4 separate regions of the Homo sapiens genome follow, and regions 1, 2 and 3 are each linked to region 4. The links are chromatin contacts, found by Hi-C or POLR2A ChIA-PET in ENCODE. All regions are on one chromosome and are shown on one strand. The core of a region is the stretch at or near the end of the contact, and the rest is flanking DNA. Distances in the headings are between cores, read along the strand shown. Region 1 holds the start of ALG10 (ALG10 alpha-1,2-glucosyltransferase). Region 2 holds the start of PYROXD1 (pyridine nucleotide-disulphide oxidoreductase domain 1). Region 3 holds the start of AEBP2 (AE binding protein 2). Region 4 holds the start of CCDC91 (coiled-coil domain containing 91).

Region 1 (2,700 bases), core at 143-2,642, 5.8 Mb before region 4:
GTCTCATCTCCAGCAACAATCAGAAATTTTGAGAAGTTATTCTATGACAAGATTAAGTAAGTCCTTGGCAGAACAGGATTCGTTTTTCTTATTTTTTGCCCCCGGACCAGCTTAGTGATGGTTCAGGTAGCAGCAACCAATAAACAACAACAACTTAAAATCTATTTCTATTTTCCAAGAAATGTTCTTTAAAAGCCTTTATTTTGATAAATAAACTGCAAATGTTCCAGTTTTTAAAAGCATGGAAACATTGTTTGGGACTCTTAAGTTTAGGAAAACATTTGGACCACAGGCTCCATGATGACAGCTAACATAAACTGAGACAGAAATTGTTGCCAAACCCTCTGTATTAACGTTACAATATGCCCTATAGTAAAGATTATTGTCATTTTGCAGATGAGTAACCTGAATTTCTGAAACTCAGAACATCTCCAAGATCACAAAACTAGTAAATCACAGCACCAAGATTTAAGATCAGATCTTTCTCTAAAACAGACTTTATATTTCTAGCCAGTACCCTATATTGTGTCACCAGAGAAGCAGGGGATGCTTATTTTGATATTTATATGTACATACTTGCACAGTCAAATATATACTCAAAAATGATGTGACTTGACTGGTTGCCAGTTTATCCAGTTAACAGTTCACTAAAAATACCCAGGGAAGGAATTTGTGATTATAAATTGTCACTTTTTGGTAGCTGAAGATCCCTCCAGTCCACCCTATCCCACCCCTAAAATGCACAGTGAGGTGCTTGACAGGTGAGCTAAAGGAAAGTTTTCTGGTATTTCCAAGGAGCACCCGAATGCCTTTAATCCTAAAACAAGGAAAGACAAAGTGGGATCGATATCGTCAGCTGCCAAGAGGAGGGCTCAGTTCCCCGTTGAGTATTCTCCCAGATCACTCCTTCCTGGAGGACAGATCTGCTGTTTATTCATTCATTTAATAAATATTTCACAGATCTCAGAGACAGGAACAAAAGACTATACCCAGTTTCTTTCATGTTCTGAGGCTTGAGGGGGTGGAACAGGACGAGTGAAGTCTAAGGATGGGAGGACGTGGGGACGCTGGGACCTCTCAGGCCTCTCCTGGGGTGGGGACAGGTTGGGGACCCCACCTGGGAAAGGGAGAAATGGCCCTCACAGTAGCGCTGCGCCTGAGGCAGGTGGAAGATCTCGTCCATGTAGGGCTCTCGCAACGCCCGGCTGAAGGCGGAGAAGAGGAGGCAGGATACTAAAAAGGTACAGCTCAAGGCGGCCGAGAAATAGTAACCTTCCAGCTGCGCCATTCCAGCTCCCACAGCCACTGCCCAAGAACCTACTCCTGGAAAATTCTGAGCCTGGAAACCCGAGCTGGAAACTTGGGCTCGAAATGGGCGCGCTAGGCGGGACTAGCCAGACGGGGCCACATACCGGAAGGCAAAGGATGCTGGGAGAGCGCGGATCCGGAAAGATCGGGTCGCTGTTTCCCGGAGTGACGGGTTTAGATAACGGACCGGATGATTACCCTCTCAATCGCATTGCCCGGGGCGCACAAAGTGTCAAAACTTCCGGAAGGGGCGGGTCTCGGATTTCGCCAGCGCGGGAGGTGCGTGGCTTGCTGCTTAGAAAAAAAAAAAAAAAAAAAAAAAAAAAAAAGCCGCTTCTTAGCTTGGATCTTTTTTCCTGCTCACTTCCATCACTTACCAGAAGGTGGCGACGTTTCCCCACGTTTCCAATTCCAAGCCCTAAAATGGACACATTTTTTCCCCCGTTATTTCTGTTATTTCTCTCCAGTGATCCGAATTAATTAAACCCTCAATTCCAAGACATTTCATTCCATCAACTTTGGAGTGTAGGAAGGGTGCGTTGGTTGTGATAGCAAAGACTGAGAGTTTTAGATGAAAACTTGAAGAACCAGAGACCCGTCAATGCCGAATGAACTTCAGTGAGAGGAGTGTTTGTTCGTTTGTTTGTTTAGGTTAAAAGAGAACTCTTTCAAAATGTGGATGCTCTCAGAGGATTTAGTTAAATTGACATTCCTAGTGCACTTTCATAGTCATATTACCCTGTAGGATTTGGAAAATACATATATATTTTAGAATTCGGGATGTTTTAGGTGTGCCTGTAAATTTGGTTGTTAATATCTGTAAGGCAGCCTTCTGTTTTTCCTACTAAATCATAAGCGTGAACATCTTAGTGGGTGGCATTATACATCCTTTATGTTTGTAGTCCCCAAAATGGCTTTCACACAGTAGGCACTTAAATTTGTGGACTTTTATAGGCTGTGTAGACATCATCAAATTCCTGTATTCTGGGATTAGGTGCTGGGGGCAGGAGATGAGGTAAATAATTTGAAGAATGCCGAAGATAAATTATGTGTTGTAATTTTGTCTTGAGCATGGTTGGCCATGTTTTGTAGAAAAACTATTTCTCAGGTAACCTCAATCAGGTTGCCTTTGGCAGGAATATATCAGAATTTAGGCGGGATTTAAGGTTGCAAACCTCAGAGTTCTCAATTGAGCTCTTTTTCTGGGTTAAAACTAATTCAGTATTTCTAAACTTAAGAAAGTTTCTTAAATTAAGCTGACTGCCTTTCCATTCTGTCTCTGCCTGTTTCCTCAATGATAAGAGGAAGTAGTGGTGAATGAGGGCTGGGATGGGAACATTTACATTACTGGAATAAAGTCATGTGAGGATCCTACTCTGATGTGATGCTTAG
Region 2 (2,995 bases), core at 254-2,753, 6.8 Mb after region 4:
TATGATCTATGCTTTAAGCTTTACTGCTCCCTGATGATCCATGCTTTTCCACTGGAGATGACATTCTTTTCTTGAATACTTGGTAAACTTTCACTCATTCTTTCATAATGAGATTTTAAAAATACCTTCTTTGATTAAAAAAATTTCCTCTTCCCTAATTCACTCCCTACATACTCCACAGGCACCTCTAAGATAACCGTTGATATCTCTTGCATAGACATACAATATTGTAATATTGTCTCTTCCAGCAGGCTGTGAGTCCCCAGCATGGTATATACCATGCTGTTCATAGTTGAACACTCAGCCCTTAATACGGTGCCTGCATCATATATGTTTACTTAGTGAATAAACGGAAAATACGCATCCAACGATGGAAACACTTGAGTTTCTTCCACTATTTCTTATGACTTCAGTGATTGCTCATGTTTACTTTATATCAACAAAATAATGTAGAACTTTTTGGAATACACACATGTATCTGAATATATATGGTCTGGCTATTCAGTATAATCAAGAAAGCAAGCCCTACATGCATTTAATCCTTCGCTGATTATTTTACAAAACTTTACTAGAAATAAAGTTTCTTCTATCTTGGGAGTTCGAAGTATAGAAAACTTACATATGGGATTCTTTATTAATTAGTTAAGATGCACTAAAGACTTGGCAACTATCTGGAAACTAAACTCAATCACCTACGATAATTAACAAAGGGGGCTGAGGGCCGGGTGCTGTGGCTCAGGCCTGTAATGCCAGCACTTCGGTAGGCGGAAGCGGGCAGACTGCTTGAGCCCAGGAGTTCGAGACCAGCCTGGCCAACATGGTGAAAGCCCGTCTCTACTAAAAATACAAACATTAGCGGGGCGTGGTGGCTGGCGCCTGTAATCCCAGCTACAGGCTGACGCAACAGAAGAATCGCTTGAACCCGGGAGGCAAAGCTTGCATTAAGCCAAGATCGCACCACTGCCCTCCAGTCTGGGCGACAGAGTGAGACTCCGTCTCAAAGAAAAAGAAAAAAAAATAAAAAGAAAGGGGGCTGAATTTTTTGTCTAAATACAAAGTCCTCATGTCTGCTCTGACATTACAAGGATCTGAGCACGGATCAGCCAGCTTTGGTTTCTCGGCTATAATTTGCCTCCCACTCCTCCCTGCGCCTAAGAGAAAGCTAGTGAGGTCATCTGAGGACCACCAAGCAGTTTCTAAAATCTGGGAGCAATAAGTGCGGAAAAGGGCGCAGCAAAAAAGGAACCCGGAAGAAGAAAAAGGGAGGGGGTGGGAGGAAGGCCTCCAGTGCTATCCCCTTTGGGGTCGGGGAAAGAGGCGGAACCGCCTGAGCACCGCCCTACCTGCTCCGCACAAGTGACGCCCGCGATGCCGCCGCCGACCACCACGAACTTCCCTGCCGTCGGGGGAGGGCGCGCTGCCTCCATGCTGCCGGACTCCCAGTGGTTTACTGAATATCGCGGCGGAGCAACGGGACTCTGGACTCCAGGAGAGGAAGCAGCCGCGAGGCGGTCACTTCCGGTGCCTTACCAGATAATCCGACCTACGGGTGCTCGGGAGCTCACACTACTCATCTCGAGTACCTGCTGCCGGCTGCGTTTCGGAAGCAACGAATTGTCTCGTGGTGTTCAGAGCTTTGCGTTACTATTACTACACCTGAATGTAGTTATTCCATGAAAATTTGACAAAGAGAAAACCAAAAAATTAAAAATAAAAAAGTAAAGAAGATGGGTTGCCCAAAGAAGTTTGATAAATTACATATCTAAAGATAGACCAGTGTTCTCACGGGACAAAACATTCATATAATAAATGAATTGGTGTGAAGTTCTCATTATTTGTTTCTGCGAGAAATTAGAGGCACAGATTTTATGCTCTTATGAGTAGAAGGAGCCTTCGGGAACATCCTGACCCCACTCCTGTCATTTTTGTAGATGAAGAAACTTGAGTCTTCTGAAAACCACTTGATTGCCACCGTTCACCTAACAATCCAAGATTTTTGTTTGTGGAAGCACAAAAATTCTTCATGACAAGGCAAAACAATACTACTGAATTGTTCTCTAAAAAATCATCCTTTTCATTTACAACTTTGACCTCAGCTAAAGTTTCCAGGAAGAATGTACAGTTGCTTTCCATTTTGTCAAAACAAATGAACATTTCTTAAATTTCCAGTCAATAGCAGCATGTGTGAGGGTTGAATGAAATATTCCCAGTCTCGGTTTTACTGTGAATTTTTTTCGTGGTCAATTGTTTTTAAGAAATTGCTAAATCATTTTTAACTGTTTTTACTATATTATTCACTATTCATATTATTTTACTATTTACTATTACCTTTGCTGTCTCATATAACTTTCCCTAGGAGTTGTTTTGTAATGGTAAGGTATTATCTCTCAAATGGTTCACTCTAAAACTGGTAATTACCCGAGTCCCTTTAATTCTTTAAACACTGAGAATAACCATTATATATTAACAGGAAAGCCTACCACGTATCTAATTACAGGCATTTACTGATACCTGTAAAAATCATTGTTCTTTGATTTACCAAGTTAAATGGTAAGCGGTTTAATAAACGTGTCTAATTCCTGTTACTAGTATAGCAACCAAACAAAGCATTCATTTCTAGGAGGAGGAAATACATTCCTTAAGCCCATTTAGATCTCATCTTGCTTCAGCTTATTTTCACATTATCTCACTCACACTGTGTTCCATTCAGGCCACACTACACTTCCAGATCCCAGGATATGCCATTTTCTTTCTGAGCATTTGCACATATCTTTTTCCCAACTACTTTTCCCTGGCTAACTCATCAACCTTTGGTTTCATCAAGCCATTGCTTCCCCTTTAAGATACTTTATCTAACATCCTCAAGACAGCTAGGTGTCCTCTCCGTGTGTTCTTATAGCACTTTGTCATCCTCTAAATTTAGACTTATCCCACTTTATTGTAAATTCTTACTGCCTGACCCCACCACCACCATAAACTGCTTACATAATCTCAG
Region 3 (2,700 bases), core at 175-2,674, 8.8 Mb after region 4:
GATTTGGGAGGCAATGATTTAATATAAAAGAACAGTCCTTTTTTTGTTTAAGTAGAGAAAAGTGATAGCTGGGGTCTCTCCCATGGACAAGGAAGTTCTGTTAAATCCAGGCGAGACCAGCCATATTGGAAACACTTGTCAATTGTAGTTCTGACAAGTGTTCCCGAACACGGTTGGAAGAAGCTAACCTTGAGTACCGACGTGTGTACATCAAGGCCCTCTTCTGCTCCGCCAGAGGATCTGGGCCCGTTTGGGGACTGTTTCCGAGTTAGAGCCGTCCTGAGGTCCGTGAGGAGCGAAGCGCCGAGGGGAAAGAGGGCGGGGAAAGGAGAGTTGGGGGGGAACGGTTTGAGAGTTGGAAGCCGCGATGCGCTGCGAGAGGGGCGCGGCGGCGACGGCGAGAGATTTCCGAGTTGAGAGTCTGGGGGAGGGGCCGAGGATTCGGGGAGCAGGGGGATCGCGGCAAAACGTCGCCTTGGTCCCCCTCTGAGGGGCCCGGGAGTTCAAGAGGAGGAAGGGAAGGGGAAACGCTTCAGAGCACTGACCTGTCCTCCGAGTCCATGCGGCTCAGGGGTTCCCCATCCGACGACATCTCCAAGCTGCCCCGCCGGCCCCCGGAGGTCGCGCTGCTTCCGCCTCCCCCAGTCCCGTAGCCCTCGTCGCCGCCGCTGGAGACTACGCTGCTGCTACTGCTGCCGCCCCCGCCGCCGCCCTGGCTGCCCCGCGGTCCCTTGGGCTCCTCCAGGCCCTCCTTGCCGTCCCCATCCCCGCTGCTGCTGCTGGCGGCGCCGGGGCTCAACGAGCGGGTCTCGTCGCTGCTGCTCCCGCCGCTGCTGCCCACCAGGCTCTCGGCGCTACTCTCCTCCTCACCCCCGCCGCTGCTGCTGCTCTCATCTTCCTCCTCCTCGTCGTCCTCCTCCTCGTCTTCGTCCTCCCCGGCCTGGCTGGCGCTCTCGGGGCTCGGCTCCGACATCGTCTCTGCCTCGCCGCCCCCCACTCCTCCGCCGCCGCCTCCGCCGCCCCCACCGCTGCCGCCGTTCAGCAGCAGCGCCGCCACCGCCTCGGCCTCCGCCTCCTCTTCCTCCTCCTCCTCTTCCTCCTCCTCCTCGGGGGGCTCAGCCCGGCCCCGCGCCGCCGAACCCGGGCTGCCGGGGGGCAGAGGGCTCAGGCGGGAGAGCTCCTCCAGGTCGGCCATGTCGGTGATAGCGGCGGCCATGGCGGCGCCTGCTCCTCCTCCTCCTCCTCCTCCCCACCGCCGCCTCCCTCTCTCGACTCTCTCTCCCTCGCCCCCCTCCCAAACGCCCAAAACTCCGCCGACGCCGCTGCAGAGCAGGAGGAGGGCCCGCGAGCTGCGTCAGCCTGCACACGCGCTACGGAGCCCGCGCGGGGACAGGCGCGCGACTACGCGCACTCACACGGAGACTGCTGCGCGCCTGCGCGGCGGCACGAGGCAGCACCTCCCCCGGCTGCGGGTTCTGCGCCCCCGCCCCCGCCCGGCGCCCGCCCCGCTGCCCAGTGCCCGCCCCCGCCCCCGCCCCGGCGCCTGCAAGTGCTCAGCGTTTCCTCGGGGCCTTCCCACGCCCTGCCGGGCTTCGAAGCCCAGGGACACGCGGACTGAAAACTCCAACGCTGGCCGGGGATTTTAGCAGCCTTCCGAGTTCTCACGATAAACTCATTCATTCCGGGGGTGTTTGAGGAGTGTCCCCTCTGTACAGGAGCTGAGCCAGGAATAGAACGAGCCTACAGTCTACGAAGAGAGCGGTTTAAAATGGGCAAAAATTAAAACACTACGGTGTAAGGTACTAAATTTTTATGCGCAACACAGGGCGACAGGTTTTAATACACCCTATGTTTGAATACCCCTGGAGATGTTGACATCCTGAACCCAGAGCAAACATCTTGGTTCAGGGTCCTCAAACTTTTTACTTCATGAGCCTTCTAAAACAATTTCGTAAAGCTGTGTATGTTCTTATACAGTTTAGAATGACAGCTACATTTTTCCGGCTTATAAATATTTCATCTGTCGCATTGTTTAAATACTGTATAGCCAATGGATTCTAAATACCATAGGGATTTAACACCCACTAATATCCATTTTTTTAAAATACAGTTTGGAAAATACAATTTCCAAATATTGTTTTCTGGAACTCATATTGACGTTGCATATCTCCTCTAGAATTTTATCCTAGTAATATATTTTATATTTGAACTATTTTGATCGTCTTACTTGTAATAAAAATGTGAACATAAATTGAAGTATCTGGGTTGTTTTTTATATTTTCTGTGATCATAAAGCTCTTATTTCAACCGATCAAAACAAATCTATTTCAAATGTTTGTAAGTACTAAACACAAAAGCAAAATTTTATTGGCAATGCATCTTGCAGAAATGAACTTGGGTGGACTTTTTTCTAATATACATTATGACCTTCAGTGGATGGATTTTTTTGAGAAATAGTTCAGCATCAGTTCTATTCCAAGTTTTCAATTCCATGGATATAAGTGTTGAGAAAACTTGTTCGCATAAAAAAAGCAGATGAGAATGAATGGAGTTTTGTTATAGTAATGCCACACAATTCTTTGAATGCCTTTCGCATTATATGCCCAAAAATCGCATAAAGATCTAACAAAGAAAAAATACTTTTAATGATCTGTCAGCTGACAACTCTGATTAGGTTCTCTTTCAACTTGTTGAAAGCAA
Region 4 (2,819 bases), core at 222-2,721:
ACAGAACACCCTCCTAGGCAGCCTGGAGGATACCAAACTTCGTAACCAGGGCAATTCTCTACCACACAGTTTACTGGTTAGCCAACACCATGCAGGTGCACTCTGCCTGGCATGACCCTTACTACATTTACCTAATAGGTACAGACAGTATAACCAATCCCCTCAACGCAATAGAAATTGTAGCAGAGGGCAATCAGGTGATCATTAAGTGTAGAACTCTCCGACAGCAGGGAACACAACAGCGAATTTGTTGTCAGTCCCTGTCACCCCACCCAACTAAATATTGTGGGGGGGGGAAGGGTTGCCTTAAATTGTGAAGTAAAATGTCAGCCCACTCCAATAACTCCACCACGCAACATGCAAACTGCTTCCAAAAACCATCATCCAACTCCCACCCGGATTAATATTTGGAGAGAAAGGTGGCATCAGTATCCGCACAGCTGAGAGGGGAGGGAAGGAAAGAGTCAGAATTCATAAGGGGCCGCTGAGTCACCTAAAATTGTGGCCAAGACTTTACCCTCCAGGAAATCGAGCTCTGCCCCAACTCTCATCAAGGAAGCAAGTGAGAGTAGCAGCAGCAACATCATCCTACCAAAAAAACACCAGCGCAGCTTTTAATAGAGTTCCACTCCTTAAAGTGAAGCCAAAAATAGGTTTCATGTCCAAAGCTTTCCTCCGCAGTAGGCGACACGCGCAGATGGAGAAAATATCTTTATTGTTGGGAAAGGGAGGCGTGCTAACGGGGACGAAGGATACCTCACCACTTGGCAAAGTTACTGGCTCCTGCCTTGACCCTGAAATGCCACTTTTATTGCAACATGTGGCCCAAGAAACTCTAAGGAAATGTGGCTGGCAGACGCTGTAGAGCTTTTACCCCAATGTACTTGGCAAAGTAAAAGGGGATACATAAACCAGGCGCGTTCTGTGTAATCTAAGCAAGAATCAAGGTCTCCGTTCGGTAGGCGCTTCGGTGACACAATAATCACGTGTTCGTGGGCGTAGACTTTCGAAAACACTCGATTCTGGGACGTGCAGATACCGGTACCCACCGGCGAGCGCAGGAACGAGTGGGCACTCCCACCCCCGGGAGCTGGCTCCGTTCCCGCAGGAGGTTGGTCACGCCCCCTGACTCCTGGTCGCTGCGACAGCCAAGGGCGAGGCCGCAGCAGGCGGGCTGCAGGCGGCGGAAGCTCGTCCGCGCTCCTCCCCCGGTGGGGCGCTCTCCGCTCGCCTCGCGCGGCCCCGACCCCAAGACCCAGGCCCCGGAAGGCGAGCGTTCACTTACCTGCTCCCCTCTCTCGCTCTCCGCTGCCGCCGCTGCGCCGCTCACCCACGCTGCCCGGTGAGCCACCCCCAGCACACAGACCCCTACGCGTACACCCGAGGCACGGCCCCAGGCCCTTGAGGGGAGACCGCGGCCCAGCCACACAGGTTGGGGTAGCCCACGCACCACCCGGCTTCGAACACCTCTGCCCCCGGAAGTTGATTTCCGCCAAGGCCCGCCCAACACAGCGCCCGTCACTCAACGTAAACACGCGCGTCACGTGGCCCCAGGCCGAGGCCCGGGTCGGGGCCCCATGTTCAGAGCCCTGCCACCCCAGCTTGAGCGTGGTCTTTGGAGCGTTGCCCTGTGAAAAGGGGTGACTTTGCCATGCTCCTTCCCAGTCTACCTCCTGTTAGTTACAGTTTCTCATTCCTCTTGAGTAGCAGGCCCTGTTTCTCCACCTAATCCCTGCAAGTAAACCGTCCCCCAAATCAAAATGAGTTCCATCTGGAACTTTGTAGGATTGGTCCTAAGAAGATCCCGCCGAATCTCTTCACCACTTCCTAGCAGAGCACAGTAAAACCGGGGACTAAGCAAAGTGGCTGACATGTAGTAAGTGCTCAAGAAATGGATGTTGACTAGATGCTACCTCTCATCTTTGCCTGTCTGAACTCTCAAGCACCGGATGCAAGTAGACTGAGAGCCTCCGCCAACCAGTAAGATGACTTTGGTCAAAGAATTCTGCTCTAGAGTTACTTTTGTTCTTGTCTTCAACTCCAGATCACAGCAATTCATACGTGCCATCTCTGTTGCAGAGTTTTCTTGCAAAGCCTTTCTTAAAAGCTTTCTGTCAAATAGCTTGTCCTGAAGCAATAGGAAAAGAATAGCGTAATTCACAGATTATTTATTTGAAAGGAAGGAATGATTATATAGATGTCTTTGTCCATTTCAGACTGTCAATAGCGATGAGAGAAACAGTCAACTAGCAGTCCACTCGTGAATGTTTCTTCTGTTTTTGCCATGGAAGGATTTTGAAGAACATTCATTCAACAAATTTTTATTGATTGTATACCACATACCTAGTCCTGGGCCAAGTTTTGACAATTCAAGAGTGAGCAAGGTAACACTCAAGATATTTGTCTTCAAGAAGCTTACAGTCTAGTGAGAAAGAAAGACACTAACCTGGGGACTTTGAGCATAAATCTCTGGAATATTCACATTCCTTGTATAACAAGTATTCTTTCATCCTTGGACACTGGGTTTCTCATCTGTTGAACAAAATTGGCTTAAACCTGTAATCTCTGTTCTGTACTGGAAGTGGAAAATATTAGCAAGGCATCCTGACAAGTCTGCCATAAGTGCTGGCCTAAGTAGTTAATGAGCAGTTTCAGTATTGAGCAAGTCACCTTGACTACATTCTTTTTCCAGCCCACCCCCTTCTTTATGCATACAAAAAACATTTCTATTGTAAGAAATGTAATGCTTTCTTACACATATTTTTTTATCTGTCTACTAGACTACCAAGTCAAGGACCACTTCTCACTTGTATATCCAG

The links. Hi-C counts contacts between places; a loop is a spot of excess contacts on that map. ChIA-PET counts read pairs that join two places held with the same protein, here RNA polymerase II (POLR2A). Pooled maps may share reads with other maps.
Region 1: a loop to region 4 is called in a map of B cell, with 19 times the contacts of the local background. The contact joins the promoter of ALG10 here to the promoter of CCDC91 in region 4. A Hi-C loop is called at or near these places in 1 of 168 maps with a recorded cell type or tissue (B cell) and 5 of 50 pooled maps. POLR2A ChIA-PET finds 5 or more read pairs at or near these places in 2 of 52 experiments (HepG2 and T-cell).
Region 2: a pooled map shows a loop between it and region 4 (6-fold over the local background). The contact joins the promoter of PYROXD1 here to the promoter of CCDC91 in region 4. A Hi-C loop is called at or near these places in 5 of 50 pooled maps.
Region 3: a map of CD8-positive, alpha-beta T cell shows a loop between it and region 4 (15-fold over the local background). The contact joins the promoter of AEBP2 here to the promoter of CCDC91 in region 4. A Hi-C loop is called at or near these places in 2 of 168 maps with a recorded cell type or tissue (CD8-positive, alpha-beta T cell and naive thymus-derived CD4-positive, alpha-beta T cell) and 4 of 50 pooled maps.

What each region holds. Positions count from the first base shown.
Region 1 is chr12:34,021,188-34,023,887 of GRCh38, reverse strand. ALG10 (ALG10 alpha-1,2-glucosyltransferase) reads right to left here and starts at 1,392. Exons shown (of 3, transcript NM_032834.4): 1 at 1,118-1,392. The coding sequence starts at 1,288. RefSeq lists silencers at 1,386-1,572, 1,486-1,635.
Region 2 is chr12:21,436,163-21,439,157 of GRCh38, reverse strand. It overlaps PYROXD1 (pyridine nucleotide-disulphide oxidoreductase domain 1), which reads right to left and starts at 1,503. Exons shown (of 12, transcript NM_024854.5): 1 at 1,344-1,503. The coding sequence starts at 1,427. RefSeq lists enhancers at 1,355-1,544, 1,595-1,674.
Region 3 is chr12:19,438,216-19,440,915 of GRCh38, reverse strand. It overlaps AEBP2 (AE binding protein 2), which reads right to left and starts at 1,424. Exons shown (of 8, transcript NM_153207.5): 1 at 546-1,424. The coding sequence starts at 1,216. RefSeq lists enhancers at 167-256, 287-336 and silencers at 987-1,086, 1,097-1,246, 1,307-1,556.
Region 4 is chr12:28,189,108-28,191,926 of GRCh38, reverse strand. It overlaps CCDC91 (coiled-coil domain containing 91), which reads right to left and starts at 1,471. Exons shown (of 13, transcript NM_018318.5): 1 at 1,286-1,471. LOC729291 (a long non-coding RNA gene) reads left to right here and starts at 1,189. Exons shown (of 1, transcript NR_148936.1): 1 at 1,189-2,819. RefSeq lists silencers at 17-311, 995-1,424, 1,455-1,504.